2 separate regions of the Mus musculus genome follow, and region 2 is linked to region 1. Evidence: chromatin loops called from intact Hi-C (ENCODE). Cell type or tissue: heart. All regions are shown on one strand. Each heading gives the region's core, and the rest is flanking DNA. Links, peaks and the distances in the headings are about the cores only. Region 1 overlaps Adamtsl3 (ADAMTS-like 3). Region 2 overlaps Adamtsl3 (ADAMTS-like 3).

Evidence for each region. Peaks named below come from ENCODE experiments on the same cell type or tissue, not always from the same donor. Only the 100,000 strongest peaks of a DNase experiment are listed, where the experiment ranks them.
Region 2: it touches region 1 in a loop (1.9-fold over the local background); 2 of 42 quality-filtered maps call a loop at or near these places.

What each region holds. Positions count from the first base shown.
Region 1 is chr7:82,424,606-82,440,434 of GRCm38, forward strand. Adamtsl3 (ADAMTS-like 3) reads left to right here. Exons shown (of 30, transcript NM_001190374.1): 4 at 3,729-3,856. Among named protein-coding and RNA genes, the nearest start is that of Adamtsl3, 97 kb to the left of the region's middle. In heart, for the core only: no CTCF peak of the experiment used is centred there; no DNase peak of the experiment used is centred there.
Region 2 is chr7:82,371,244-82,387,072 of GRCm38, forward strand. Adamtsl3 (ADAMTS-like 3) reads left to right here. Exons shown (of 30, transcript NM_001190374.1): 3 at 8,250-8,369. Among named protein-coding and RNA genes, the nearest start is that of Adamtsl3, 43 kb to the left of the region's middle. In heart, for the core only: no CTCF peak of the experiment used is centred there; a DNase peak (open chromatin) is centred at 8,718.

The DNA of each region.
Region 1 (15,829 bases), core at 3,179-11,178:
TTACATCCTTAATTGTGTGCAGAGATTGAACATAGTCACGAAAGGGCAGGGAGAGCAGAAAGTGTTTGGGGTGATAGCCAGACACTAGAGGCTTGGGAAAACTCAGGAAGGTTGTCTTCTTTTTTTTCTTTTTCCAGAGAAAAGGATTGGGGCTCATGGTCAGTTTTTCTGGAGAGATGAGAATTCCAGAAAAGGAAGCACAGGAGAGAGAAGTGGGTAAAATCAGGGACATCGTAGCCAGGGAGAATGCATGACAGGGTCAGGGGCTGGCAGAAAATGGTGCTGGGGTCTAAGGAGCCCAGCCATCCTAAGAGAGAAGAAAAATACCACTGGGCCTCCTTGAGATGCCGTTTGCTTTCTGTTTTCTTAAGGGGAAAAAAATCTGACGTATCCAATCAGAGAAACCAGATGTTTTCATTTTATAATGTGCCCGTTTTAATTATTTTAGAATCAAGATGTTTTCTGTAAGTGAAGGTGGAGGAGTTATGGAAAGAAACCCGATTCTAACTATAAATGGAACAGATGGGACGGTGGGAATAAAAACAAATTAAAACAATATTGCAGGGAGCTCTCAACTTTCGTTTAAAAAATATATGATGATATTTTTCAACTTTTCACATTCGACCAATTCATATATCAAGTGACAAGAAGAAAAACCAATCTCAGCTGTGTACAGTTTAAAATTTGCCTAAACGATCTGGACGCACCCCATCTAAAAGTCTAGATGAGGGCATTAAACTGCTAATTGTATTTTTCTATGAACTGGAATTTTATATTTTACACTATATGATGATAGACAGGGTATAGTTATGTTTGGTGACATTCAGGGCAGAAAATCGAACCGAACAGTGTCTTAATTAGAACAGTAAATAGTATGGGTTTCATTTAGCTCCCATTCCCGATGACAGATTTGATCGGCTGCCAAATATTTATCCTTTCTGTTTCTGCTCAGGCTGAAGCTCTATAAGGCTGTTCGCTGTGCTATAAATAGAAGCTGTCGGACCGACCACTGGTGGAACTTGACTCGACATTATTGGAAAACCTTCATTTTTGCTTCCCGTCACGATTTTTTCCATTTCAGCTTTGAAGGTCTTCCCTACCAATCCCCCTCCCAATTTAACTTTCTGGTGGAGGGGGCGCTGGTGTAATTTGCCCAAAGGCTTAGGGGAACCTGGGCAATAGCTAATGCAGGCACATGCTGTCATTCATTATTGCTTCATGGTTCTCGTCTATCTTTACATTCTCTAACTTACAACTTACCCATTTAATTCTGTCGACTTGAACATTTCTATAGTCCAAGAAGATATAGATTATTTTTTGTTTGTGTGCTTGCTAGATTTAACTGAGACATTGTGTGTTTTAACTTGTAAAATATGGTGCAGGGGTCTGGAGAGATGGGTCAACACTTAAGAGCCCTTCACTGTTTTGTCCGGAGGACTGGAGTTCACTTCTCAGCATCCACTCCGGAGGACCACAGACACCTATAACACTGCTCCAGGGGATCTGAGGACCACTCCTGGCCTCCAAAGTAGCTTACACTCAGTCACATACCACTCCACTCCACACACATGAATACACAGGATTAAACATAACATAAAAATAAGCCCTGTTAAAAAATGCTACAAAGCATGGAGACACCACACAAAATGTTGCTAAAGCCATTCAAAGTCACCTGACCCACCGTAGCATTTTATTTATCTGAGCATGTCTCCCTCTGTTCGTGTGCAGACTTACCTGTGTTAAACAGGATGCAGACTTGTAGCCAGGTAGGGTATTGCCATCCAATGATGATATTTTAGCCTAAAACACTTTAAAAAAAAGAAATTTCAGAATCTACCCAAGTTCAGAAAGTAAGAGAAATATCACCCATGATAACCCACCTGGCTTAAGGCTGATTTTAAAGCTTGTGCATTGGTTGCTGTCGATGTATTTACAAGTGATAAAGAAAAATAAAGTATCCTCATCCTTCCTGTGACTCCTTCCAGGGACAGCGAGGACGAGTCCCACCTCCTCTGCTTAGAACCAACTGGATGTGTGTTCTTATAGCTCAGAGGCTGTGTTTCCTGGGTGTGTTCATTAAGCTGTCTATATGAAGACAGAGAGAAAATGCTTTGTATTTTTATTTTAAAGAAATTAAACTATACCAGCCTCTCCCTCCCTCCCTCCCTCCCTCCCTCCCTCCCTCCCTCCCTCCCTCCCTCTTCCTTCCTTCCTTCCTTCCTTCCTTCCTTCCTTCCTTCCTTCCTTTCTTTCTTTCTTTCTTTCTTTCTTTCTTTCTTTCTTTCTTTCTTTCTTTCTTTCCATTGGTTATTTTATTTATTTACATTTCAAATGTTATCCCCCTTCCTGGTTTCCCTTCCACAAACCCCTATCCCCTGCCTTCCTCCACTCCTATGAGGGAGTTCCCCACCAACCCTGTTAATAACTATGACAGCCTTTCCTAGGTTAACCATATGACTGTCAATGTCTGTATAGCATGTGCTTTTTCTGGTACTTTATGGTTCCAGTACCTTAATATAAATTTCTAATGGATCTGGATTCCATTTTGACATATTTTAAGAATTTATAGATTAAAAACCATTTTTATTACATGTATTCATTTTGTTTTATGTGTGGGCGTTTTACTCTCATGTACGTTTATAGACCGTTTGTGTGCTTGGTGGCTGCTGAGGTCAGAAGAGGGCATTGGGTTCCCTGGAAATGAAGTTATGAACAGTTATGAATCACCACGTGTTTGCTGGAAATCAAACTTGGGTTCTTTTCGAGAGCAACAAGTGCTCCTTGCTGCTGAGCAGTTTCTCCAGACCAAGGATTTATCTATTTTTAAAAGAGTATTAAAATACTAGTATTTAGGAGACTAAGGCAAGAGGGTCATGAGGTAGAAGCCAGGTTTGGGTGCACAGTAAATTCAGTGCTCACTTGAGCTATGCTGTGAGATACTATCTCAAAATTTAAAATATTTAAAAATTATTTTTAGTAGATATGATGAAAGTGCTTCATATGCATCTACAAAATGTCATAATACAACACATTTTGTGCAGTTAATATGCAGTAATAAGGCATCATGAGGAAATTAATATATATGATTGATTATTATAATAATACATATGGTCAATACATATGATTACTTACCGTTATGTCAATTCTATATTTTTCTCATTCTTTCACTTCTATTTTTTGACATTTTATTTTTCAATTTATTTTTATTTTATGTTATTTATTTTTATGTGTATTTTTATTCTGTGGGTGGTTTGCTAGCTTGTATGTCTGTGCACCATGTGTGTTCTAAATTGAACTCCCTGGGACTGGAGTTACATACAGTTGTGGAGTTATGGATAACTGTCTCATGGGTGCTGGGAATCGAGCCTGGTCTTCTGGAAGAGCGACTACTACGCTAACTGCTGAGTCTTCCCTCCAGTTCTACTTTCCCTCTTTGTAAATGGAAACATGGAAGATGATATCTAACTCCCTTACCAGCTTAAGCGTGTGATACAGTACTGCTAACTATAAGCCCAATGTCCTGTGTCACATGCCACGAACTTTTTCACTGTGCATGGCAGGAACTTTACACTCACTGAACAGTCTCTTCCCTTCAGTGTCCTGGGAGTCTTTGGCAGTCAGCACTGCTATCCCATTCATGGAACTGGACTAGTGTGGATATTTCCTGCGTATAGAATTAGGTGACACTTGACCTTCTATAACCGTCTGCATCCCCCCCCCCCATCCAGACTTCAAGAAATGCTCATTCAGAAGAAGACAAGGATGGCAACTGGGACGCCTGGGGAGACTGGAGTGACTGCTCCCGGACCTGTGGCGGAGGAGCCTCCTATTCTTTGCGGAGATGTCTGACTGGAAGGTAAGTGGTGACTTGGCTGCTGTGTGGAGTGTGTCAGTGACTGTGAGTGAGAAGGGGAGAAGGTGTGTCCTGATGTTTTCCATCTGGTGTCTTATGGTCTACCACAACATGAGCTATCTCACGTTAACATGTTTCAATGGGAATGGTGCTTCTTCCAGGTATGTCCATCTCTATCTGTAGATGCATCTATCCTATCTACATGATGGTCACAGGGTTAAAAAAAAAAAAAACAGGCACTTTGGTCCTAAGAAAGTGAAGGCATGTTAAGTTCAGTTGCTGGCTTGATAGTCTCAGGATTTAGGGGAGGGTTATGTTATCTTGGTGGCAGTCCTTGAGAGGCTGTGACTATAATTCCTTCTTGCATTTTTGGTGAACCTAGCATGGATTGAGAAGGTAATGCAAAAACTGGGGAGCTGGCACAGTGGGTGAAATGCTTGATGCACAGGCTTAAGGACCTGATCTCAGATCCTTAGGATCCATATAAAAGCCAGGTGTGGCGGTGCACATCCATAACCCACTATAGGATGGACACAGACAAGTGGGTCACGAGGGCTTGCTGGAGAGCTGGTCCAATCAAAATGGTGAGCCTCCTATATTCAATGAGAGATCCTTCCTTGAAAAATAAGATGGAGAGCTATGAGGAAGAGGCTGGACATTGATATCTAGCCTCCACATACACACACTCAGATGAGTGTACTCGGCTATTCAAAAGCATAACACACACACACACACACACACACACACTCCACATACCTGTGGAGAAGGGAATGGCCATGACTTCTTAGGTAAAGGGTAAGTTCCTCTGCAGTGCTGCTCAGTCACTGGGGCTGGGGGGAAAGCAATCAGCATGAAAATTGAGAGGGGAGGTCATGCCTTTGGATGTCTATGTGTAATCCCCAAAGCTCAAGAATATGAATAACTTGAAATGAACAATAGCTATAATGGCAAAAAGTGACATTTGCTCTATTGTCTTCTTTAAACAATATTCCCTACACTTATGGTTGTTAAAAAGAATTTGGAAGAATACACTAAGACCCACGGATGATAATTTTTTATCTCCTCATCATAGAACCAAAATATTTACAGCTCTCAATTTATTTAAAATTACTTTGATCTTGCTTGGACCGTATCTGGCCTTATGATGCATGTCAGGATGCTGGTGGTTTGTGGCTCCTTTACCCGAAGTGGGTTGTGTGTAGATAAGGAGAGCTTCCGTCTTCCCTGCTCCTGCTCAGGAGGGAAGTGTTGGGCAGGAAAGGAAAGGGTTCCTACTGTTGTGAGCAGAGGATCCTGTTCACTAGCTTGGAGGTGTTTAACACTAGCTCCCAGGGGCACTCTGGAAAACTTTCCTGAGCCACAGCCCAGCTCTGACTCAGTTCCTTGGGCTCTTCTGCCTTTTGTTCCCTTGATTTGTGCTATTCAGGATACCTTGACCCTCATGTAAGTACAGGTGAACAAATGCTCAACGTTGTCTCTAACAGGCTGCTGGTCTCTCAGCCGTTCAGTTCCTTAGCTTTGACTTACACATTAACCGACAGTATTTGACATGATGTACGGGACACGATGCATGGGACAGGGGGTGTCCCGGAGAACTCTCCTGTGGCTCTAAACTCTCTAACCCTATCAAGATCCTGTCCTCCCCGCCACTCCCTTTCTCTGGCTCAAAGCTTTTGGTTTTGTTCTGTGACATGTTTAGTTTAGCAGGACCATCTGTGTGAGCACTGGATCAGAGCTAACACTAGAGTTCACTGGGGTGACCAGTGAGCTTCAAACTGAAGGTGGTAACTCCCTGTCATCCGAATTTCTCAGTAGCAAATATTTGGGCCATGCCAGGTAGGGCTGCTTAGAGTCTCCTCTTCTGGGCCAACTCCTATGCTAGCTCAGTGCCACAGCCATCTCTCTCATTTTTATGGAATACTTTTTCCTTCAAGAGATTCCCAGGTACCTAAAGCTGTCTTTATTTTCAAACTTGAATGATAAGTTTTACCCTGGTATATGACGGTATACACGGAATTTCCCCCAAGAAATTTGTGTTCAGTTATCTCACAGTCCAGGTACTAACTCTGGAGATAAAGACATAATCTTTATTGTGATTATTTATTAAAAATTTAATTTGTTATTAATTTGTGCAATGAGTGTGTGTGTGTGTGTGTCTGTGTGTGTGTACAGATGCCCTCAGAAGACAGACAAGGGTGCCAGATCCCCTAAAGCTAGAGCTATGGGTGGCAGTGAGCTGGGTGCTGGGATTTGAACTCTGGTCCTCTGAAAGAGCAGCAAGTACTCTTAATTACTGAGTCATCTCTCAAGCACCCACAATCATTTTTCATTGTCTGAAAATTTCATCATGAATACAGTATGTTTTAATCAAATGCACTTACACTTCCCCCTTCATCTTCTCCCATTGGTTACTACTTTTACCTCACAACTTAATGAAGTCTCTTTGAGCCCACAAAGTCTACTTAATGCTACTGAACTTTGGGAGTGCGATGGGGGTGGATATGTGCATAGAATGAGCCATCTATGACTTGTCTACTAGAGTGTGGGCCAGCCTATCATGGGCTACATCCATAGAAAACTTATTTCCCAGAGACAAAGTTCGGAGCTGAGACGAAAGGAAGGACCATCCGAGACTGCCCCACTCGGCGATCCATCCCATATACAACCACCAAACCCAGACACTATTGCATATGCTAGAAAGATTTTGCTGGCAGGACCATGATTTAATTCTCTCTTGTGAGGCTGTTCCAGTGCCTAGCAAATACAGAAGTAGATGCTCACAGTCATCTATTGGATGAAACACAGGACCCCTAATGAAGGAGCTAAAGAAAGTACCCAAGCAGCTAAAGGGGTCTGCAACCCTATAGGAAGAACAACAATATAAACTAACCAGTATTCCCCAGAGCTGTGTCTCTAGTTACATATGTAGCAGAAGATGGCCTAGTCAGCCATCAATGGGAGGAGAGGCCCTTCGTCTTGCAAAAATCATATGCCCCAGTACAAGGGAATGCCAGGGCCAGGAAGCAGGAGTGGGTGGGTTGGGGAGCAGGGCAGGGAGAGGGTATGGGGGGCTTTGGGGATAGCATTTGAAATGTAAGTGAAGAAAATATCTAATGAAAAAAAAAGAAAACTTATTTCTGAGGATCTGTGGTCTAGCAGTGGTTTCTGGAGGAGGAAAGACTTTCTCCAGGGTTGCAGCTGCTAGTAAGGGAAGGTAACCATGCTCCTGCAAGCCACACTGACACTCACGTGCCTGTGTGAAATTCCAGAAGTAAGCTCATAGTTATATATGCCTAATAGCTGCCAAAATAAACATTTAGAACAAAGAACAGGGATGTCACACCCTGGAATAGTTAGACTCTTGCCTCTCTTCCTTACTGCAGCCAAAGGCTGTGTTCTTTGAAGGGAGATAACTAACAGGAAAAGGCCTCTGAAAAGGCCGCATGGAAATCTACCATTGAGAAGCTTCCCAACACACACACACACACACACACACACACACACACACACACACACACACACACTAAAGCATATGTGTGTGTTTCAATGGAGTTTCCCTATGGGAGGTGGCAGGGATAACTCTTAGAAAAATAGGGCTAAAAAGGGACTTCCTCAATTTAATAAAGCAAAGCAGAATAGCTATTGTAGACGTAGTGAAGCTGGCTCCTTCCACCTAACATGGGGAATGAGCTAAGTGAGGCTGATCTTCTCACCATCAGGCAGCAGAATGCTGGACTTCCCTGCAGCCACTATAGCAAGGAAAGAAAACAGGCACCTTTGCTTGAAGAGGACATTGCTGTCTACATAGAAAATATCAAGGAATTTATTTATTTATTTTTCCATTTTTTATTAGGTATTTAGCTCATTTACATTTTCAATGTTATACCAAAAGTCCCCCATATCCACCCACCCCCACTCCCCTGCCCACCCACTCCCCCTTTTTGGCCCTGGTGTTCCCCTGTACTGGGGCATATAAAGTTTGCAAGTCCAATGGGCCTCTCTTTCCAGTGATGGCCGACTAGGCCATCTTTTGATATATATGCAGCTAGAGTCAAGAGCTCCGGGGTACTGGTTAGTTCATAATGTTGTTCCACCTATAACTTATACAACTAAAAAGTGACTTTATCAGGGCCCAGGATGCAGAATAAACATATAAAAATCTATAGTATTTTTCTTACTAATGGTAAATGGACAGTCACTGAAATCTAAACCAGAATATCATATAGTCACCCAAAGCTAAGCATAAAATCTCTCTGAACATACAGAGGATGGCAGAACACAGACAGCAGAAGTGAAAATGAGGGTGGGGTGAGGGACGGCCCAGTGGCCAAGAGTATCTGCTTCTTTTTCGGAGCACCCAAGTCCCCAGCGCACATAGCAAAGGGTTTATAATTGCCTGACTTCAGGGGATCCAACAACCTTTCTGACTCCTGCAAGCATTCCTCCTCCCATATACATGAGTAAATAAAATATGTATGTATGTATGTATGTATATATATATGTATATGTATGTATGTGTATGTGTATGTGTATGTGTATGTGTATATGTATGTATGTATGTGTATGTGTATATGTGTATGTGTATGTGTATATGTATATGTATACGTATACGTATACGTATATGTATATGTATGTATGTATGTGTATGTGTATGTGTATGTGTATAGAAACATAGTACTCATTATCTTAACTATTTATCCCAAGAATGAAAAAACCTTGACCAACAAACTGTACATAACTGATTATAGAAGCTTTATTCACCATAATCAAGTGTGGGATAAACCTAGTGCCCTTTGTTGTGTGAATGCAGACTATGGCACATGTAAACCATGGAATACTACACAGAAGTAAGAAGAAATAAACCAACAATAGACAGACAAACTTGGTGACTCTCTGGGAATTCACATGGCATTGTAAAAAGCTATACTCCAACGACCGCCAGTTGCATCATTCCACAGATGCAATGTTTAGAAATGAAGAGCAGATTAGTCATTTCCAAGTGGTGGAATAGAGGGGAGGGAGGGGGCACAACTACCAAGGGAAGCTTGCAGGATCCCTGTGATGACAGAAGTGTCCCATACTTTAGCTGTACAAATGGCAACATCCTGGGTATCCCTCTGTGTGTCCCTAGGTGAGTCCCTGTGCTAGACTTTCTTAAGATATCACCCTTAAGAGAAACATACACTAGCAAGATTTTGCTGAAAGGACCCAGATATAGCTATCTCTTGTGACACTATGCCGGGGCCTAGCAAACACAGAAGTGGATGCTCACAGTCAGCTATTGGATGGATCACAGGGCTCCCAATGGAGGAGCCAGAGAAAGTAACCAAGGAGCTAAAGGGATCTGCAACCCTATAGGTGGAACAACAATATGAACTACCCAGTACTCCCCAGAGCTCGTGTCTCTAGCTGCATATGTATCAGAAGATGGCTTAGTCGGCCATCAGTGGAAAGAGAGGCCCATTGGTCGTGCAAACTTTATCTGCCTCAGTACAGGGGAATGCCAGGGCCAAGAAGTGGGAGTGGGTGGGTGGGGGAGTATGTGGGGGACTTTGGGGATAGCATTGGAAATGTAAATGAAATAAATACCTAATTTTAAAAAAAGAAATAAAAAAAGAGAAACTGAATGAGCAGTAGACAAAATCCCTGAAATATTTCTAAGAAAAGCATGTGATTCACAGAAATTTTATTCTAAGTTTTATTTGACCACTCCCTCAGAAATTCCAGGTAAATTAGACATGCATCCTTTTAAAGTTAAATCTGAACCAATAAGAAATCAAGGGGATTCAGAGGGAAAACTGAAGACCATAACTAAGTGTGTGGCTGATCCTTTGTCTATCCTGGTGGTGGAAGTGGGAACCCAGCTTACAGAAATGAATTCCACAATAAGTAATCCCATGCCAGGAGAATCCTAAAGGAAGAAACTTTATGGTTCATACCCCTCCCAAGCAGGTTTTCTATACCAGCCTAAGGAGTTAAATATATTGGTTTCAATTATGACCGGGAAAAATTTTCCACTGTAGAACATGGCTACTGCTGTTCTCCTACAAGTTTCAGGTGGACATATATTTGTCCACTTACACTGTGTAAAGTAAGGAGGCAGAATGCATACAGCCTGCAGACTGTGGAATCTTGTGATGGAAAGTTAGTACAAACGTGGCCTTGTTATTTAACCATGGTTAAGCTATAAAACCTATTTGTCAAGAGAGGCATGGATAATGTGACACACACACAAACATATGAATGACATACATTTGAGTGATAGAATTTTATTCAGTCCTAAAGAACAAAATTATGTCATATTTCAGGAATATAACTACAATTGGAGTTTATCATATTAATGGAATTAAGTTGGGTTCAAAAGGCAAATATCATGTGTTTCCTCTCATGTGTGTATTCTAGATTTTACACTGATACATGAATCACGTATGCATACATGGCGTGAACGAAACCGTCTAGGGAAATGAAGGACACACGCGGGGCTGTGATGGATGGGGAAAGGAGAGTCTGGAGTATAGGGATGGACATGTTCAAAGTACATTATGTACTTGTATAAAAATGTCCTTTTGGAATCCGGTACCATGCACAGTGAGTACATGCCAACTGGCAGTGTTAAGGGATCTGGAGAGAGATTCCTATCAATAGAGTACTTGTAGCTCAACTTTGCAATGTTAGTACAGAACCCAGGAGGCAGCATTAAGAGCAGCAGGCAGGCACAACAGCCAAGATGTAAGGAGGAAAGCCATGCACTTATTTGGTGCTTGAAGGCCCCCAAATCCTAGGAGAAGTAGACATTCACACCTCAGTACACACACCTCACGCCTCATCCCTAAATGAAGCCGTGTGGTCTTTCAGAATGGGTGTGAGGTAAGACTCTCTGATGACACTGTTTATATTCAGTGTAGTCGAAGTAGTAAGACAAGAATACTCACCGTCTGAGGACTAGAGGTGAAGATGTAACTCTCATGACTCACAGCTCAGATAGAAAATAGATCCCAGAGCACCTATACACAAATAAGGGGACTAATTGTGGGGTTCACTGGAGAATTCTCTGCAAGACTAATGCATAAAAAAACCGGGCTCTTACTCTGTGGAAGAAGCTAGAAAGCAACATTCCAAAAGGCAATATTTGAACTATTAAGAAAATATAAAAATGTTTTGCAATAAACAGGCAGTCTCAATATCATGAAAATGACAATGTCTCCTTAATTTGCAAAATTAAGAAGTGAACAGGCACTAAGCTGTTTGTTTTTGTTTTGAGATAAGAGTTTCTCTGCATATCCCTGGCTGTCCTAGAAGTAGCTCTGTAGACCAGGCTGGCCCCAAACTGAGAGATCTGCTTGACTCTGCCTCCTGAGTGCTGGAATTAAAGGTATATGCCATCACTGCCTAGCAAATTTCCCCCACTTTTAAAAACTTATGTATATGCATCAGCATAACTGTATGCTACGTGTGGGGTGCCCATGAAGGCCAGAAGATGGTGTCAGATCTCCTGGAGCTGGAGTTACACTTGTATGATACCTGATGTGGAAGCTGGGAATCAGACTCTGGCCCTCTGGAAAATAGTGTTGTTCTTCTCTGTTGCTGGGTTTTATCTTACATTGCCAGCTCAGGGTACAACAGTGAGGAAAATGAGGGCAGGAACTCAAACATAAGTAGAGGCAGAAAGAATGTGGGAACACTGCTCACTGGCTCGTTTCCAGACTCACATTCAGTTATCTTTCTTACATCTCTCAGGACCAACTGTCCATGAATGGCACTGGTCAAGTTGGCTGGGTCTTCTCACATCAATCAACAATCAAAAAATAGATAGGTGTATGGTAGCTTGACATATGCTGAATTTACTATGATAAACCAGAAGAGAGAGGCCGATCATCCAGTCACAGGACTCAGCTAATTTTCTGCCTGTTGATGACTGAAGGCTGTGCAGAGCTGGCCTCACCCCTGGCCTAAGCATCTTGCTAGAGCTGGCCCTGCCCCTTGCCATCTGCAGCACTAGGGAAATCAGGCCTTGTACCTAACCCACGAAACACAGTAGAGTTGGGGGCAGAGGGAATAGGTTTGCAGGGGAGCTGGCCTTGACACTTGTCTGCTGTACTGTGAGAGGGAGAGATGTGCTCCTTGCCCCTCACCAACTGTAGCAGTCAGGAGAGCCCTGCTGTCCCTGCTGTCCATGCTGTCTGTGCTGTTCCTGCTAGTCCTGCTGGCCCTGCTAGTAAGCCAGCCATGAGGGCATGAGAGTGGGAGAGCTAGTGGGCTGACAAGCTCAGCTACCACCCAGGCCCAGATCCAAGGGTTTGAGTTGGTCCACCCCAACATCTACCCCATCTATGAACTGCTAGAGGTTGTGAAGGTGCCATTCCTCAAGACCCAAAGTTTCAGGATCTTCATGAAACAGGGCAATAACATGATATCCTAGAGGAGCCCCGGCTAGGATCTGGCATAGCAGAAGCCAGAGTCCTCAAACCAGACCAGTGTCTCATTGCAATGAACATTTGTAAGTAAAGTAAGAAGTGTGCACTGTGGGGCAGACTGACACTGAGTAGCTTCTACAACGAGAGCTTTTCCTTTTTCTTTTGGGGGCAGGGTGCAAGGGTAGAGGGCAGGTATAAAGGGATGGGGAGATGAGTATGATTGGGGCACAAGATTCACAAAGGATCAATAAACAGTTAAATAAGTGGCTCGAGATGAACCATCTCATGTTCTCTAGATTGGGAAATTTTGTAAAGTTTTAAAATGCTGAATTATTTACCTGGATGTCTGAAGATAAGAACCACCCCCTGACATACCCCTCAAACAGTAATGGGGAGATGACATGCCACCCTAGAGGGCAATCTGCTGTATCTGGTAGAAAACGCCCACAGTCCATGCTGATGTCTCTCACAGACACTGAAGGCTAGTCTGTGGTGATAGGATTTCTCACTGAAGGCTACAGATGCTCTTCAAAATTCAGAATCACCTGAGATCATGAATATTAAGGAAAACTAGTTGATTCATATAAAAATAATCCATAAATTGTAGTAAAACTTTTAATTGAGAGGACAGTATTCAATGAAAAAGCATTTGGGTGTATCTATCAGTCCACATGAAAGATAAATTTCAAGTGGAAAACAGTCCATCTATGAAGTGTAAAATTTGAAATAATGTGCATGAATACCATTATGTTTTCTAGGTAGTGGAAATCCTTTAGCAGAGTTATAAAAGCTGGAGCTCTAAAGAAAATGTTGGCATTTATTAATAGTTACAGGTTAAATTACTATCGTGTCATGACAATGGGTTGAACTACATTTATGAACATACAAACTCCAAAATAATGCCCAGGTTCTCTGAAATGGCTTAGTGGTCAAAGTGCTTGCAGAGCAAGTTGGAGGTCAGAAGTTCAGATCACCAGAACTCCTGTAGTGCTGGGTGGCTGTGGTGGTCCACCTTTAATTCCAACTCATTTTTTTAAATTATTCTTTTCTCATACAATACATCCCAACTGCAGTTTCCACTCCTTCTACTGCCCCAAGCCCTCTCCTGCCCCTGGGGGTGTGTGGAAGCCATCCATTGTGTTTTTCTGAAATGTTCTGTGAAACTTATAAACCTCCAGATTTGTGGTCTCCCTGAATTCATCTGACTTAAACAGGTATATGAGCTTACAAAATATCCTAAACTTTGTATACATATGTGTATATATGATATGTGCATACATACATCTACACAGGATTGTGTATTACATATGTGTATTGTATGTAAGGTCAGCTGAGATAACAACTTGCTGTCTGGTGTCGACAATAGATAAATGGATGACGGAATATTTTTGTCCCTCCATCTTGGCTCTAGGCCTGTGACACATCTGCCTAATCCATGCTCAAACAAGGGACAGTAATGTCATCTTCTTCCAACAATTTAGATCAGATTCATGAGAGAAGGGTAGTCGGTTTTTATTTATTTACTTATTTTTATTTATTTAAGGTTTTTATTATTTAAATTTCTTCTTGCATATAATACATCCTGACCGTAGCCTCCCCTCCTTCCACTGCTCCCACACTCATCACCTCCTCTCTCCTCCAGATTTACTGATCCTCCATTTCCCTTCAGAAAAGAGCAGGCCTCCCAGGGATACCAACTGAACACAGCATAACAGGATGCAGTAAGGCACAAATCCTCCTATCAAGAATGAGCGATGCAACCGAGTAGGAGGAAAAGGGTACCAAAAGCAGGTGAAAGAGTCAGAGACACCCCCATTTCCACTGTCAGGAGTCCCACAAAGACTCCAAGCTAAGCAGCCATAGCAAATAAAAAGGACCTTGCAGATGCAAGCCCCTTGCTCCCCGTCACCGGTCCTCACACGCAAGCCCCCTGTTCTCCAGCACCAACGCAATCCCCTTGCTCTCCAGCACCGGTACTCACACGCAAGCCCCCTTGCTCCCCGTCACCGGTCCTCACATGCAAACCCCTTGCTCCCCATCATTGGTCCTCACACACAAGCCCCTTGCTTTCCATCACGGGTCCTCACACGTCTGATTCGTTCTTCACTCGGGATTCCAATCTCTCACAGTGACCCTGGAGTTACTCTGAGATTTTAAGGAGGAAACCGACTTCCCTTGGAAGGCTTGACATCTTGCCTTGAAGTGCCACAGAGACTGATATGACATCATGAATTTTGAGCACTTGTGGTCAGCTTTTCTTGGAAGGGGAGAAAGGAGGTGATTCCACACAAAGCTTTCCCCAGACTTTGAGACCATCTCAGTGGTTTCCCTTGTCAGCGAACTCCTTCAGATGAAGGACCCGAGAAGAGGGGAGTGCTGCCATTCCCCTTATCTGTTTCTCTGAGGATTGAGCTCAGTTCCATTTAAATATTTCAGTTGGTTATTATGCACTACAAACCCAGCACCAGCCAGACCTTCTTTTTTTCTACAGAAACCTGTGACTTGATCCTCTGGCCACGTGCCAGCCACAGGGACCCCAGGTTCAGCTTGACTACCATTTTAAAATTAATATATTTTTATTCTTCAAAACGTATGCTTCTCAGCCTTTATGACACTAGCGTTTGAGTCAATATAATGCCAAGTGAATACAATAAATTATAGTACTATTAACTCCAGGGAAATTTTATTAATGTTTTTAATGTATTCTCATGTGACATCAACATGTTTTCTAGATTTTCATAAATTTCGACTTTAAATATCTTCATTGCTAGGGTGCTGTGAATGTTGTAATGGGTAGAGAATCCATAACTGTGGATTGCATTTTCATATACTCCTGATAACCATCATCTCTTTCATATGCTAATTATAGTGGTATTAAAAACACACAAAGTAATATTTTTTTGCAGCTCTATTGCTTTGGGCCAAAGGAATTATTTCCAGAATAAGCTGGCAGGTTCCTGCTTGGGGAATTAGGACTCTCATGTCCTTAACTTTAAAATAACTTGCATTTCATTTTATGCTTGCTTCATAAAGTAGTCATTCATTTTCTGACTAAATTGTAACCGAAGCAGGCCACATCAATAGAGGCCGGCCTGTGGGCTGAGTGTGTGTTAGGCTGGAGAATGTGAAGTAGAGTGTTAAAAATGGCAGCCAGAGGGCTGATTTATAAAACAAACTGAGCAGCAATGCCCTTGTAGCTTTATATCTATACCCAGGCCCACAGTAAGTTCACCACAGGATTTGTGGAAGAAAGAGGATGTCCAATATCATGATTTATATTTTGAGAATTCATGGGATGAAATGTCTTGTCTTTTGTTGTCACTTTGAAGCCCTTGAAGTGGCATTATTGGGAGGGATGCTCTTGGTTTTTAGGTCTAGAGTTTTGGGTTCAATGCTCACACAGATGACTTCTGGACACCCTGGCTGACAAATGGGTGTGGACTTTGGCTATGGAGCCTACAGAGCAGACTTGAAGCAAAGCCATAAGACAACTCTTTTCTTTTAGTTTAAATTTCTGCTTGAAAATCATTTTTTTTTTACATTCTAAGTAGGTAAAATTAAA
Region 2 (15,829 bases), core at 4,756-12,755, 52 kb before region 1:
ACAGTCTTAGGAGCCTTGTGTTAGAAATTCTGGTCAAATACCAAATGCATAGTCTATCACAATTTTACAACAATCAAAACCTATCTTTGTCCTTTTCAGGGTGTCGGTGGAGACCTACAGTGGCAATCTGGTTCTTGTTGGGCTGTATGTGTTCCCTCCTGTAAGAGTTACAGTATTCTGTGGAGGTGGGGTGGAGGACCCAGCTGTATTCCCAAGTCCCACATTTATCGTCCCTGAAGCTCATCTGGATTCCTCCTGCCTCTGTCCCTGGTGACTCGGCAGCTGTGGACAGTGGCTGGTGTGGATGACACATTTTGGCAGCTTCTTTCCCTGGCCCTGGCTCTATGCCCTGGGAAGATCTCACACTTCCTATCTGGCCTCTCTCCCTGGCCTTGCCTCCAGTTCTTGCTGCTTGGATGCCCTGACCTCTTTGGTCACCTCATCCCACAAGAAGCCACATGCTTAGAGTTTCTCTGACAGTTAAGTAGTCACCTCCCTTCTGGGTGGAAATGTTAGGGACACGAGATTTCTGAAGCCATGAGTGAATCAAGACATCTTTCCTAAAAAATGACCCAACTTTTCTGAGAGCCTTATCACATATAGGCAGTGATGCAGCTCTACTGGTGCAGGATGCTGAGCAACCCACTCCTGGATCTCTGGGGCAGAAGCATAGGAACTTTTTGCTGAGGCACGAAGACCTTCTTTTTTGCTGTCACCATGATGTGAATGACAGTGTCCTTACCTCTTCTGGAACCACAATGGAGAAAGTCTTGCAACCTTAGTTTAAAAAACAAGACTTTGTCTCTAGCTGATATTTCAGCAGCAGCTCAGTTCTTGTTAATGAAGTCAATCTAAGCTAGCGAGGAAGCAAGATGAAATAGAGGTGATGTTTCCTGAGGCTCTGGGGTCTTTATGTTCCTTGCTAATGACACTTTTTCCTATGATACACAAGGCAAATGACACCCACTCACAGGGTAGTTTTGAGGACAAAACCAAGACCTTTTGCTTTTTGAAGCTGGAGACAGTGTTTCTCTGTGTAGCTCTGAATGTCCCGGAACTCTGTAGACCAGGCTGGTCTTGAATTCACAGAGATCTGACTGCTTCCCAAGTACTGGGATTAAAGGCATGTGCTGTCATGATGTACAGAACCTTCCTGTATCCACCATAAAACTGACCACTAACTCCCAGACTAACCTGACACAGTAGAGATAATTTTCTGCCATGAACAAGAAAGTAATATACTTGAAAGTCAAAACAGTTGTTGCCTAGATTCTGAAAGTCAATGGAGGTTTGCTGAGTTGATGATGATTGTTGTCTAGAGAATATACTAAGGGTTTGACAATTCAGTTTGAGATTTATGCAGTATAATTTGCTGTATATTAAAATTTTACTCTTTTTAATAAAGTGTATGTGTGTGCATTATGCACACATGCATATATACACATATGTGCATGTATCATGTATGTATGTATGTATGTATGATTATGTATGTGTGCTGGAGAAGAGCTTCAAGTATCATCTTCATGAATGCTTTGGGACATGCTCTGTCCCTGTCCTCAGATCTTAAAGTAGATCTCTAAAACACACCACCAAGATGGGCCTTGGAAGGGAGAGGAAGCCTCAGAAATCTTCCTGATTGGAGTCAAAGAAGACACAGAAAAGGCCTATTGGAGCTTGGAAGGTTTTCTGTTGATTTTCTAATATGATAAGATACAGAGGGCAGATAAATCCTCCGGCTGAAGAAGAGAGTGGGATTAGAGACTGTAGGAGATTTTATTCAGGCTAGGGACAGTCTCTTTCATGGAGCCCAGGAGTGGACCTGTGCTCAGGGGTAAGACAGTTGCACAGGAGGGAGTGGTGGGGACAGATGAATGGCCCTGGAGGCAGGCATCTTTTCGATGTGATGTAGTAGCAAGTGTCTGGTGTCCGAGAAGCTAGTGGGTGTTCCAACTCAAGCCCTGTTTCCTTCTGTGAACTAAAGTTCTTAGAAAAATTAAAGCCCCACATATGCTAAAGTTTCCGCAAGGCTGATTGACTGATTAGAATTTCCTGATTGTGGAGAGCTAGAATGTTGACCATCTAGAGCCAAATTACCTTGGGCTATTGTTAGTCTCTTAACTGTCACTTTGTTGTCTGCCTGCATATGGCCTAACTTCTCTAACATCTAGCATCAAAGGGAGTCATCAGCTGTCTTCATTGTCACTAAGAAGCTGAGAAAGACAAGGTTTACTAGGTAAACCTTCCGCCAGCCCCAAAGCTAGGAATGTCATCAGAATGTTGTCTGAAATATATGGCAGAGATTCCCCATTTTGGGGTACTCTACCCACCTGGTATTCCTATCACCAGTTTGGAAACATGTCTTGATTTGTATATACTTGGGCTGTCATTATATTCAAAATTGGCCTAGAATAAATTATCTCTTATTCTCTTTGAGGTAAACACACATGTTTTTAAAGTGTATCTGTGTGTACACGTGTGTGGTTGTGGAAGTTAGGAAAGCATATTTGGTGTTCTGCCCTATTGTCTCCACTTTATTACTTTGAGACAAGATTTTTCACTAAACCTAGAACCTGGAGCTAGGCTGGGTGGCCACCAACTCTCTACCTGGCTCCACACTAGGCTTATACGCATACATGTGGCTGTGAGTTGATGTGGATTCTGATATCGAAGCTTGGGTACTCCTGCATGCTCAGCAAGTGCTCTGACCAGTGAGCACTCTCTGCAGCCCATCTGTGTATCCATGGGTGGATACTTCCGAATGTCTTCACTTTTGCAATCACCTCTTGTTTCTAGGGTTTCCTTCTTAGTCCTGGTTTATTCCAAAAAGCAAGCAAGCATGCTCCTGAATCTCCAGTCTTTAAAAACTCTGCATGCTATGCCATATTCCCCTCCCTGTGCCCCATCTAAGTCTCTATGGTATCCGTTTCCTCTAATTCAGGTCACTTCTTAAACCCATTGCAAATTTCCCTAGCATGCAATAACTGCTCTTGTCAAGTCAACTGTGACCTCCGTGGTTCCATATCCCTTGGGAATTTCTCCAGGCTTGTCTTTCTCAGCTTCTTAGTGACAATGAAGACAGGTGATGACTCCCTTTGATGCTTAATCCTTCCATGATCCAGAATTGTTTTTTTCTTTTCTACTCTAATTGCTGAATAATTTAAATCTCTCTCTCTCTCTCTCTCTCTCTCTCTCTCTCTCTCTCTGTCTCTCTCTCTCTCTCTCTCTCCCTCCCCCCCTTGCTCTCCATTTTAGCAATGATTTCCAAATTTCTTTCCTGAGTTCCATTTTTGCATATGCAGTAGCTGTCTCAGGCTCTCCTCCTGAGCATTTCAGACTTAACCATGACTCAAAACAGCACTGCCCATGTGTTATTCTTTCTGAAAGATGTTCCTACTTCAGGACCACCCAGCACTGAGTTCCTTTACAGGTAGCTGCTCAAGCCAACCCCCAGAGTAGTGATAAGGGGGAGGGAAAGGGAAAGAGTGGAGATCCTGGGCTAGCTACTCACACCATGATCTCTTTGAAAGGAGATTCCAGCCCAAGGAAACAAAGTTTCTTGCCAGGATTTGTACCCACAGCTTCTAGCTAGTCTTTGTGAGTCTATTTTGCCTCCTCTATCCAAATCTCCAATTTGAACCAGTCAGTGTTCAAATTCTCCCCTATGGTTCCGTATCCCTTTGCCTGTGGCCCTATGAGACTTTGGATGGCCTGCATCTATCTTCCTTCCTTCCTTCCTTCCTTCCTTCCTTCCTTCCTTCCTTCCTTCCTTCCTTCCTTCCTTCCTTCCTTCCTTCCTTCCCCTTCCTTCCCTTTCCTTCCTTCCTTCCTTCCTTCCTTCCTTCCTTCCCCTTCCTTCCCCTCCCTCCCTTCCTTCCTTCCTTCCTTCCTTCCTTCCTTCCTTCCTTCCTTCCTTCCTTCTTCCCCTTCCTTCCCCTCCCTTCCTTCCTTCCTTCCTTCCTTCCTTCCTTCCTTCCTTCCTTCCTTCCTTCCTCCCTTCCTTCCTATCTCCATTGAATGCCCATTTTCTTCTGGTCCACCCTGAGTCTAGCCTCACTCTTCTCTCTGTACCTCAAGCCCACTGACATCCTTTCCAAGTGAGGGCTTTGAGGATTGCTCTTTATCTGACCAAAATACACATCCTTGCCTTTTTGCATGCTGCTCATCTCTCTGCTTTAGGAAGTAGACAAATGCCATCTTTTCAGGCATGCTTAGCTGGACCTCATCTTTATAATCCTGTTCCCTTTTCTTTGCTGTCATATCACCCAGGGCATTTCTTTTATAACATGTATAACTTCAGTTTTTCTTGTTTGCTTACTTAGTTTTTTTTGATGGATCTTCTCCACCACAAAGGTAACTTCCATAATTATAGGGACCTTACTGTTCATGTTTCTCATGGTGTTCATAGCACTGAGACCTGTGCTAGGCATTAAAGGGTCTTTGTATATTGAATCAATGATCAACAAAATGGATTTCTTCATGTTTTGTCCAAGGCTGAGATGTTCCAATGCAAGTATAGGCTTGGGTTGGTAAGGACGTAATGCAAACCCATATTATATCCATTTGTAAAGTAAAGGTTTAGGCCTTGGTGATTTCTAAGGGATCTTCAAACTTTCAGAATTATGCTTTCATGAACTCTGAAGGTAATAGAAACAAATGAGAATACAGGATTGGAGGGAGGGCTCAGTGGTTAGCAATGCTTGTTGTCAAGGCTGACAACCAAGTTAGATTCCTAAGACTCAAGAGAGTCCTGACTCTAAGGTGTTCCACATTTCTGTTATGGCACATGAATGCTCACACATATATGCATATTTAATAATAAAGACTAGTTATTATTGTGTTACTTGATCTTTTGATTTTTGGTCTTTAACTTGACATAAGCTGGAGTTATTCGGGAAAGGGGCCTCAGCTCAGGAATTGGCTCCCGAGTAGGTCTTTGGGAAATTTTCTTGATTGGTTGATTGTGTGCATGCGCATGTGTGTTGGGGGGGGGTGTCAGCCCACTGTGGGTAGTACCATATCTGGGAATGAGTCCTGCGGTGTATAAGAAGGTAAACTGGGCAAGCCATGCAGAACAAGCCAGCAAGGAGCTATGCCCTCTGCTTCAGTTCCTGCCTTCGGGCTTCTGTCTTGACTTCCTTTCATGATAGGCTCTGACTTGGATGTTTAAGCTAATTAAATATTTTCCTCCCCAAATTGATTTTTGTCAGAATGTTTTCTCATGGCAGTAGAAAGTGAACGAGGACTGTGGTGTTAAGTATCTAATAACAGTTTAACTCTAACCTAAAATGAAATTTATAAAGAAAACCTCATAATTCTTTATGTCTGGTGCTATCCAGTTTAGTAGAGTTCGGTATACCTTGAGTGAACTATTGTGTGCTGACTTTTCTATTCAAAGTTTATTATTCAAACAAATGCAATTGATTGATTGATTGATTGATTGATTTAGACAAGATATATAGCCAAGGATGTTCTTGAATTTTGATCCTCATGCCCCCAGTTCCCAAATCCTGGGATTACAGGTATTCGCCACCAAGCCCAGTTTATGCATGGCTGGAGATCAAATCCAGGGTGTTATGCAAAGTAGGCACAATTTTACCAACAGAGCTCAACCCCTAGCTCCTGGTTCTGCTGTAACCAAAGCTTGTGTTACACCATGGGAAGGTGTCTTAGTCAGGGGTTCTAAACCTGGAGAAAACATTATGACCAAGAAGCAAGTTGAAGATGAAAGGGTTTATTCAGCTTACACTTCCATGTTGCTGTTCATCACCAAAGGAAGTCAGGACTGGAACTCAAGCAGGTCAGAAAGCAGGAGCTGATGCAGAGGCCATGGAGGGATGTTACTCTGCTAGATTGCTTCCCCTGGCTTGCTCAGACTGCTCTCTTATAGAACCAAGACTACTAGCCCAGAGATGGCACCACCCACAAGGGGCCTTTCCCTCTTGATCTCTAATTGAGAAAATGCCTTACAGCTGGATCTCGTGAAGGCATTTCCCCAACTGAAGCTCCTTTTTCTGTGATAACTCCAGCTGTGTCAAGTTGACACAAAACTAGCCAGTACAATTGACCCCTTGTCAGCTTGACACACAAACACATAACTAGAAGCCTCAAACCTTAGTTTCTAATTCATCCCCAAGATCTAAACAACTAAGAACATCCCTCCATGGCCTCTACATCAGCTCCTGCTTTTTGACCTGCTTGAGTTCCAGTCCCAACTTCCTTTAGTGATGAACAGCAATGTGGGAATGTAAGCTGAATAAACCCTTTCCTCCCCAACTTGCTTCTTGGTCATGATGTTTGTGCAGGAATAGAAACCCTGGCTAAGACAGAAGGTGACACCTGGGACAACAGAGCTGTCAGGAGTTCTTTGCATCCTACTCTTTTCTGGTCCAGAAGGCAGCTTCCTTGGAGTGATTCTTCTCATCTCCTATTTCTTTTTTTTTTAAGTAATTAAATTTTATTATTAGATATTTTCTTTATTTACAATTCAAATGTTATTCCCTTTCCTGGTTTCCACTCCAAAAACCCCCTATCCTTTTCCTCTCCCCCTGCTCACCAACTCACCCACTCTTGCTTCCTTGACCTGGCAGTCCCCTATACTGGGGCATAGAACCTTCACAGGATCAAGGGCCTCTCCTCCCATTGATGACCGACTAGGCCATCCTCTGCTACATATGCAGCTAGAGCCATGAGTCCCACCATGTTTTGTTTTTTTGTTTTTGTTTTGTTGTTGTTGTTGTTGGTGGTGGTAGTGGTGGTGGTGGTGATTTAGTCCCAGGGAGCTCTGGGGGTACTGGTTAGTTCATATTGTTCCTTCTATGGGGCTGCAAACCCCTTCAGCTCCTTGGGTACTTTCTCTACCTCCTTCATTGGGGACCCTGTGCTCCGGCCAATGGATGACTGTGAGCATCCACTCTGTATTTGTCAGGCACTGGCAGAGCCTCTCAGGCTCCTGTCAGCAAGCTCTTGTTGGCATCTGCAATAGTGTCTGTTTTTGGGATTGTTTATGAGACGGATCTCCAGGTGGGGCAGTCTTTGGATGTCCATTCATTCAGTCTCTGCTTCAGGACCTTTGGAAGAGCAGTCAGTGCTCTTAACCCTTGAGCCATCTCTCCAGCCCCTCATCTCCTATTTCATAGTTACTCCTTCCCAAGCAGGGGGAGGGGTCGCTGTCAGGATATGTACAGCCATTGTTGACCAAATAAGACTAAACTTGTGGGTGTCACTTCCTTTGCCAATTCCCTTCTTGGCAGAATCAAGGCAGAGATTCTGGAAAGCATCCCACACCCTCAGCTTCTCTTGGCCACCTATGACAGGGTCATGCTGGATGGCATATGGGAGTGAATCCAGGCTTGTTTACCTGAGGCATATTCCACAGCCATTGGTGCTTCAGACCAGTGATCTACATGCACATGTTTGAGTTTCCCAAGGACACAATGAAGCCTTTCTGTGAAACAGGCCTATATGAGCACGGGTCTGTATGAAAACATACAAAGTGTTGTGAGGAAAGAAAAAGGAACCTCAAAGGATATTTGATAAAATAATTAAAAGTTGTTATTATGGATTGCAGGGGGTGTGGGGGACTTCTCATTGGCTTTTACAGCAGTCTGCATTTTCTAAAGTTCCTGTAATGAACAGAAATTTTGTTTGCGGTGTGGGAATAAACCTTCCCTAATCTTTCACATAAAGAAGAAAAAGATGGAACAAAGGAAGGCAAGGAAGAAGGAAGGAGTGAGAGAAAATGAATTCTATGGGGTTGGAGAGATGAGCAGCATAGGCTGTTCTCCTAGGGACCAGAGCCCAGCTCCACACGAGGAACAGGACTGAACAACTCCAGGGGATCTGACGCCCTCTTCTGGCCTCCTGGGGCACCAACATATATGTGGCATACAGACAGACAGACAAGAAGCGTGAACATAAAAATAAGACAAATCTTTCTTAAAGAAAAAAAAATCCTAAAAGCAATGGGTTTGCAGCAATGAAAGTTGAGCAAGTAGTTGTTACATGGTTTTAATTGCTGGAAGTTGGAGCAGGGAGGAAGAGAGAAAAAAAAGGGCCAGATGTGCCAGGTTGGGATATCCTGGTCTAAAGTGTCCCTGCATCAATGTCTTATGTGCCTCACCTTGCCCCTGGCTCAGAGGACACTTTTCTCTTTATGTCATGAGAGTGGTCCTAGTGGGATCTTTTGGATTCTGCCTCCTAGAGGGACTTTCCTGGTGTCTTATTTGTGACTATGTGACCTTGCCTTTCAGGCTACAGCAGAGAAGTCTCCTGGAGCCTACTTCCTTCCTGAGTTTGCGCTCTCTCCTCAGGGAAGCTTCCTAGAAGACACCACAGGGGAGCAGTTCCTCACATACCGCTATGATGACCAGGTAGGAGGACTGCAAAGACTCTCATCTCCGGCTTTGCCTTCTCTTCCTCAGAAATGCCGGTAAAGGACTGGGGAGGGTCCCAGTGCTTAAGAATCCTTGCTTGTTCTGCAAGCATAAGAACTCGAGTCTGGATCTGAGGCACCTACAGCAAAAAGCCTTGGGTGGTGACTTGTGTTTGGAAGCCCAGTGCAGGACAGTCAGGTCAGTGAGGCCTGTTGGCTGTCAGCCTAGAAGATAAACACTCAGCTCTAGCTTCAGAGAGAGGCTGTCTCATGGGAATAAGATAGAAAGTGATACAGGGGACAAGCAGTCTCCTCCGGCCTTCCCACGAGCACAGGTGCACACATAGATACACATTTACACATGTGCACTGTGCACGCGCACACACAGAGTCTACACAATAGAACATTGTGTTCCTCTGGCCAGTATTAATATAACAGATCCTTGACACCCCGCAGGAACCTGAAGCTGCTGGCTGCAGTGACTTCCTGCCCTGTAGGCAGTTCGGCTCTGCCTGGAACACTGGCTCAGGAATGACTCTCGTTTCTCTCACAAGAGATGATGTTTTAGATATCACTAAATGTATTCTCCCAGAGAGAGTTATCAGAGGATTCTGACCGGGTAGTCGTTGCTTCTTCGTCCTCTCAACTTTCACTTCACTTCTTGGGGTGGGGGGCGGTGTCTCTGCAAAAGTCAGGGCCAGCAGAGTGATGCTTCACATGTGGCGAGAAGGAAATCCGTTTCAGCACAACTCAACCTATGCTGGTTTAAACTTCTAGAGTCTGACATCAGTAGTTTATTGTAAGGGTATTTGAATACATTACATTTTGTAAAAATAAATAAATAAGTAAATAAAATAAAATAAAAAAGTTTCCTGGCATAACACAATCCTCTGCACACAAGGAGGCATAATTACATCAAAACTTTTCTTAAAGTATGTGTCATTTCTTCTGTGAAGGGGGTTTCTAGAGATAGGCTCATGTGTTATCTTAAGGGCCTAGAGGATGACCTGGTGTGGTCACAGTCATATGGTCAGTGTAGAGGTCATCTGGCTGTTAGCCACCTCTGGTCCTGGCTATGGGAGCTGGGGGAAACCCCTGGCTATACAGATAATGCAAAGGTCACCTAAAGCATTAGCCACCTCCCATCCTGCTTGTGGAAGCTTGGTATGGACTGGCCCTACAAATAAGACATATTTTACCAGGCTTGGACCACCTCCATTTCCAGCCTTCTGGATGGAAACACAGGTTATGCATGTCTTCATTGAAGAGATAATCCTGCATGTTTAACAATCCTGTGTTTAACAGTCCCGGTTTCCCAAGTGCTTATCTATGAGTTCATGGACCTTTGTGCTCCCAACAGCTTCCTTCAGGAGCAACAGCATTTCTAAGGCCATTTCTTAGACTGAAGCAGACTATGTATGCAGGTGTGTGTGTGTGTGTGTGTGTGTGTGTGTGTGTGTGAGAGAGAGAGAGAGAGAGAGAGAGAGACTTCATAAAGGCTAACGATGCTTGCTGTATTGTAGGAATCTGGGCATTTAGAGTGATGGTTCTTTTTTGATCTCAATTCACAGTGTTCACATTTAAGATTAGACAGGCCTTTCACATCACCTCAAATTGTGAACTAGAACACCAGCTCTGCCAAATGTCAGTTTCTAGCTGAATACCTGAAGTCCAGGGCCAGTGGCAGAGAACAGAAAGTAGAGATTTAAACCCATATGGGACCTGTGTGGCCCTGGTACCTAAAGGCCCCAGTAGAGATGAAGAGCCAGGCATGGTCACCTTGTCATGGAACACAGTGGCATTGAGGGGGACTGATGATGATTTGGGACCAGCTGTCTTGTCTTTAGCTGTGTGGTCAAAGGCCAGCATCTTGTGGTTGGTTTAGGTGGACCTAGGAAGACAGCCCTCAGGAGGAGCAACTCTGAGAGGCTTAATCTATTGACGTGTGAGATGAAACTACAGAGAGCAGGATCAGCTCTAACGTTGGCTGGAACTGGCCTGGGCTGTGGGTTAGAATGAGTACTGAAGTCTCACTTAGTGTGAAAGGCTGGTACTGATGAAAACCTGGACCAGAGGCCCAGATGGGGAAGCTTGGTGCCCAGGACTCTATTTCCTCCAGTCCTCGGGGCTATGACTGAATTAGCTACCCTTGGTATGCATAGTTCTACATCTGGGGTTGGTAATGAGGGGCAAGGCTGTGGCCTAGAAAACTTCCTGTTGACACAGAGCTTCACATGATGAGACAAGATTATACTTTTTAACTGTCGAGTTCAACATTCGATCACTTCTCCAAGTTCCTGGAATCAATATAATGATGGAAGCTGGACTGAGTCAGGTTAATTGTCCACATCATTAGCCCAATCATTTGGAGCTGGTCCCCAGTAAGACCCAAAGATCATTAAGCTGTGTTCTCCCTTTCTATTCTATGGGTCTTCAGAAGGTTTGTAACTTATAGCTCTCTCTAAGCCAGAAATCAATGCACCAACAGTTTTCAAATGAGAACTTTAGAGAAACCAAGAAAGAAACTGTAAGGGTGTTATTTACTCCAGACACAAACAGGTTAGAAACATGCCCTGCTCTTGCACAGGGCCTGAGTTTGGTTCTCAGTGTCCACACACAATGGCACACCATCACCTGTAACTACAGCTCCAGGAGGACCGGTGCACTCTTATGGCCTCCAGAGGCACCTACGTGCATAAGCTCATGCTCCTCACCCCACATAGACACAATTAAAACTGAAGAGAAATCTTAAATTAATATTTATTGATATCTAACTGCACGTGGAACAAAGACAGATCTGAATTCTAGGACTTGGTAGATTTCAGTATTTTTTTTCACGCGTGGAACAAGATGAAGAGAGAGAATGTTGAGCTCCGTTGGGGGTCTCTGCAGTCTTTCCTAGTCAGTATCCACTACCCACGAAGGACACATGCCCCTGACTCTGTCCTTGGTACAGGCTGGTTCTGTCTACCCTTCTTCAGTTTTTATACAGGTAGGATATACAGCACGTGCTCATCTGTGTCTGGCTTCTCTCACACATCACTGTGTCTGAAAGTTTTGAACAAGTCTTCGGATCCAATCTCATACAAGATTTAGTGTTTAGCCATCAGTCGAAGTGCTTTAACAGACTGTCTCAGATGAGACAGTCTACAACACTCTGGGTGGCATTCCAACATTTTTGCTTCCCAGGAATTCTCAGAGTGTTCCTAAATGTTTTGCAGGGCAGTTGATGCAAAGATTCCTTACCTGGGGAAGGGGTGGGGCAGTGTTCGTTATATAACAGCCAGAATGTGGTGGCTGTGGCTCTTAACCAGGACAGCTCTGTCCTGCCAGGGGTCTTGGGTACCTACCTGCCAAGTAGGAGTGTTTATACTAGCAGTTGGTGGTTTGTTCTCACAGTGGCCTGGAGCCAGACTCACAAAGTGCTTGTGCAAATGAGGCCACAACCTGGACTGTAAAGTGGTCGGGGCAGAGGTTGGTTTGCTGGGCTCTTCCTCCCTACAAAACACTCATTTTATAAAATAGGAAGCAGGTGGTAGGTGTGTAGACATTGGCTTTTTAGAACAACTCCCACAGGACTCTTGAAAGTATTCTATCCTGGGCACATTTTCACGAAGACCTTTAGGTCACTTTCCAAATGTCTCCTGGATTAGGTGCCTGGAAAACTAATAACCCCTAGGCCTGTAAAGCACAGCTAAGGTGCAGGCTATGCTTAATGAGACACATAAAAGCCACATCGTGGCTTATGTGGGAGTGGAAGCAGCTTCTAGGGAGAGCAGAGCCTGAGGCCAGCCAGCTGCCCACTGGGCTACAAGCAGGACTGGTCAGGCAGTCTTCATGTTACTCCATCTAATGAGCCTCTAACAGTGATGTGACATCTGTGAACCTCAGATCCTTCAACTGATTTCCAAAGCAGAATGGGTGGGTTTCATGACCTTCCCTCATTCCACTGCTTAAAAAAAAGTATAGTTTGAGACCACAGATGGAGTATTCCAGCTGCCGTGTTAATTGGTTCACTCTGATTACCCAGGCAGTCTGGCCAGCAAAGCAATGAACTGTTACTTCGAGATTTAGAGAGTTGTACAGCTGGTGGAGACTTCAGTTCCAACACCTCGTCCTGCAACTCAGGAAAGCAGAGACTCTTAAGTGTGCAAATGACTTAGTCAAGGACATCCAGATGGCTGTTTGAAAACTGAAGACCACTGCCCTCCACACCCCAGACCCTGCTGTCCCAGACCGTCTCCATCTCATTCACTCAGACTTAGGGGCGAGTTTGTTCCTTTGTTCCTTTCCAAAGACCTCGATCCCATGGCTATGGCCATGGAGAGCTTTGGGGACCATAGGAAACCGCAGGGAATGCTTTGATATTAACAGGTCACTTTGCGGATTCAGACTCAGCAAATGCTATCCCCTTTCCTAGTTTCCTCTCCGAAAGTCCCCTATACCCTCCCCCCCCCTTCAACCCTCCCACTCCCGCTTCCTGGCCCCGGGGCATATAATCTTCATAAGACCAAGGGCCTCTCCTCCCATTGATTGCTGACTAGGCCATCCTCTGCTACATATGCATCTAGAGACATGAGCTCTGGGGGTGCTGGTTAGTTCATATTGTTGTTCCTCCTATAGGGTTGCAGACTCCTTCAGTTCCTTAGGTACTTTCTCTAGCTCTTTCATTGGAGGCTCTGTGTTCCATCCAATAGATGACTGTGAGCATCCACTTCTGTATTTTCCAGGCACTAGTATAGCCTCATAAGAGACAGCTATATCAGGGTCCTGTCAGCAAAATCTTGTTGGCATATGCAATAGTGTCTGCATTTGGTGGCTGATTATGGTATGGATTCCTGAGTGAGGCAGTCTCTGGGTGGTCGTTCCTTCAGTCTCAGCTCCAAACTTTGCCTCTGTAACTCCTTCCATGTATATCTTATCTACTTGTACAAAGCTCAAGTCTAAGTGGATCAAGGAACTCCACATAAAACCAGAGACACTGAAACTTATAGAGGAGAAAGTGGAGGAAAGCCTTGAAGATATGGGCACAGGGGAAAAATTCCTGAACAGAACAGCAATGGCTTGTGCTGTAAATTCAAGAATCAACAAATGGGACCTCATAAAAGTACAAAGCTTCTGTAAGACAAAAAACATTGTCAATAAGACAAAAAGACCCCCAACAGATTGGGAAAAGATCTTTACCAAATCCTAAATCCGATAGGGGAATAATATCCAATATAAATAAAGAACTCAAGAAGTTGGACTCCAGAAAACCAAATAACCCTATTAAAAATGGGGTACAGAGCTAAACAAAGAATTCTCAACCGAGGAATACCGAACGGCTGAGAAGCACCTGAAAAAATGTTCAACATCCTTAATCATCAGGGAAATGCAAATCAAAACAACCCTGAGATTCCATCTCACACCAGTCAGAATGGCTAAGATCAAAAATTCAGGTGACAGCAGATGCTGGCGAGGATGTGGAGAAAGAGGGACACTCCTCCATTGCTGGTGGGATTGCAAGCTGGTACAACCACTCTGGAAATCAGTCTGGTGATTCTTCAGAAAATTGGACATAGTACTACCGGAAGATCCAGCAATACCACTCCTGGGCATATACCCAGAAGATGTTCCAACTGGTAATAAGGACACATGCTCCACTATGTTCATAGCAGCCTTATTTATAATAGTCAGCTTTGTTTTTTTTTTAATTAGGTATTTTCCTCGTTTACATTTCCAATGCTATCCCCAAAAGTCCCCCATACCCCCCCACCACTCCCCTACCCACCCACTCCCCCTTTTTGGCCCTGGCGTTCCCCTGTACTGGGGCATATAAAGTTTGCAAGTCCAAAGGGCTTCTCTTTCCAGTGATGGCTGACTAGGCCATCTTTTGATACATATGCAGCTAGAGACAAGAGCTCCGGGGTACTGGTTAGTTCATATTGTTGTTCCACATATAGGGTTGCAGTTCCCTTTAGCTCCTTGGGTACTTTCTCTAGCTCCTCCATTGGGGGCCCTGTGGTCCATCCAATAGCTGACTGTGAGCATCCACTTTCCGGCATAGTCAGAAGCTGGAAAAAACCCAGATGTCCCTCAACAGAGGAATGGATACAGAAAGTGTGGTACATTTACACAATGGAGTACTACTCAGCCATTAAAAACAATGAATTCGTGAAATTCTTAGGCAAATGGATGGATCTGGAGGATGTCATCCTGAGTGAGGTAACCCAATCACAAAAGAACACACACGATATGTACTCACTGATAAGTGGATATTAGCCCAGAAAGTTAGAATACCCAAGATACAGTTTGCAAAACACATGAAACTCAAGAAGAAGGAAGACCAAAGTGTGGATACTTCATTCCTTCTTAGAATCACAGTGTTTTCAAAGTCAAAATCAAATAGTGCTGCCTCCCGTTGGGTAGCTCATCTCCCGAGTGAGAGCCTTTAGACACTTGGATGTAGTAAGCATACAGAGCAATTACATAGAACTTGTCTCTGATACTTGTAAACCTTAAATCTAACTTCTAGAATTGTTGTCAGCCCTTTTTCCATACCACCTTGAATAGCCATCTTTAATTTTAAAATTTCAACAGTTTCCTTGAAGTCACATTGGTTCTTTTGCACATGATTCTACAGTTGGGGGGAAAAAAAACCAGATCTGTGTTTGTGACATCTGTGATGGCTAATCTTGGTTGGCAATTTGACATATCTGGCAAGAGGTATGCTCATTAGAAGAATTTATCGGACTGGCCTACGGGCAGTTCTGTAGGACATTTCTTGACTGATAATTGGTATAGAGGGGCTTAGCCACTGTGGGACATATACCCCTGCACAAATGGTGGCCTAGGCGCTATAAAATAGCTAGCTGAGAAAATCAGAGTGAACAAACCACTAAGTAGTGTTTCTCTGTGGTTCTGCTTTGAGTGCCTGCCTTGTGTTCCTGCCTTGGCTTTCCTAGATGGTGGGATATAAAATATAAGATGAAATGCACTGTTTACTCTCCAAGTTGCTTTAGGTAATAACAACTGAAACACACACACACACACACACACACACACACACACACACCCAGGACAACATCCCCATCCACCACAGTACCTTAGGTACCACCCTAGGTGATTCTTCTCTCTTTCCCTGCGTGCCCCTGACAGCCCACATGTGTGATGTCTTCATTCCTGATGCATGGGCCAGTTTGCATTTCTTATGTTTCCTTTGCTGGGGACCCAGAGGACTGGATGTGTGGCTCTGACAGGCCCTTGGAAAAATGCTTATCAGAGTTGAAAGGAAGCCCAGTGGCCTGGCTCTTCAGGTGAGGAATCCCGAGCTCTAGGGAGAAATGCTGTCCTGTCCATGCTCTTGCAGCCGGGCACAGAAAAGCCAGATGCCTGTTCTCTGCCCTTAAGCACAGTTAGGACTTTTTTTTTCCCTCTCTTACATCTAATCTGTGGGCAGGGAAAGTATGAGAGAAATGT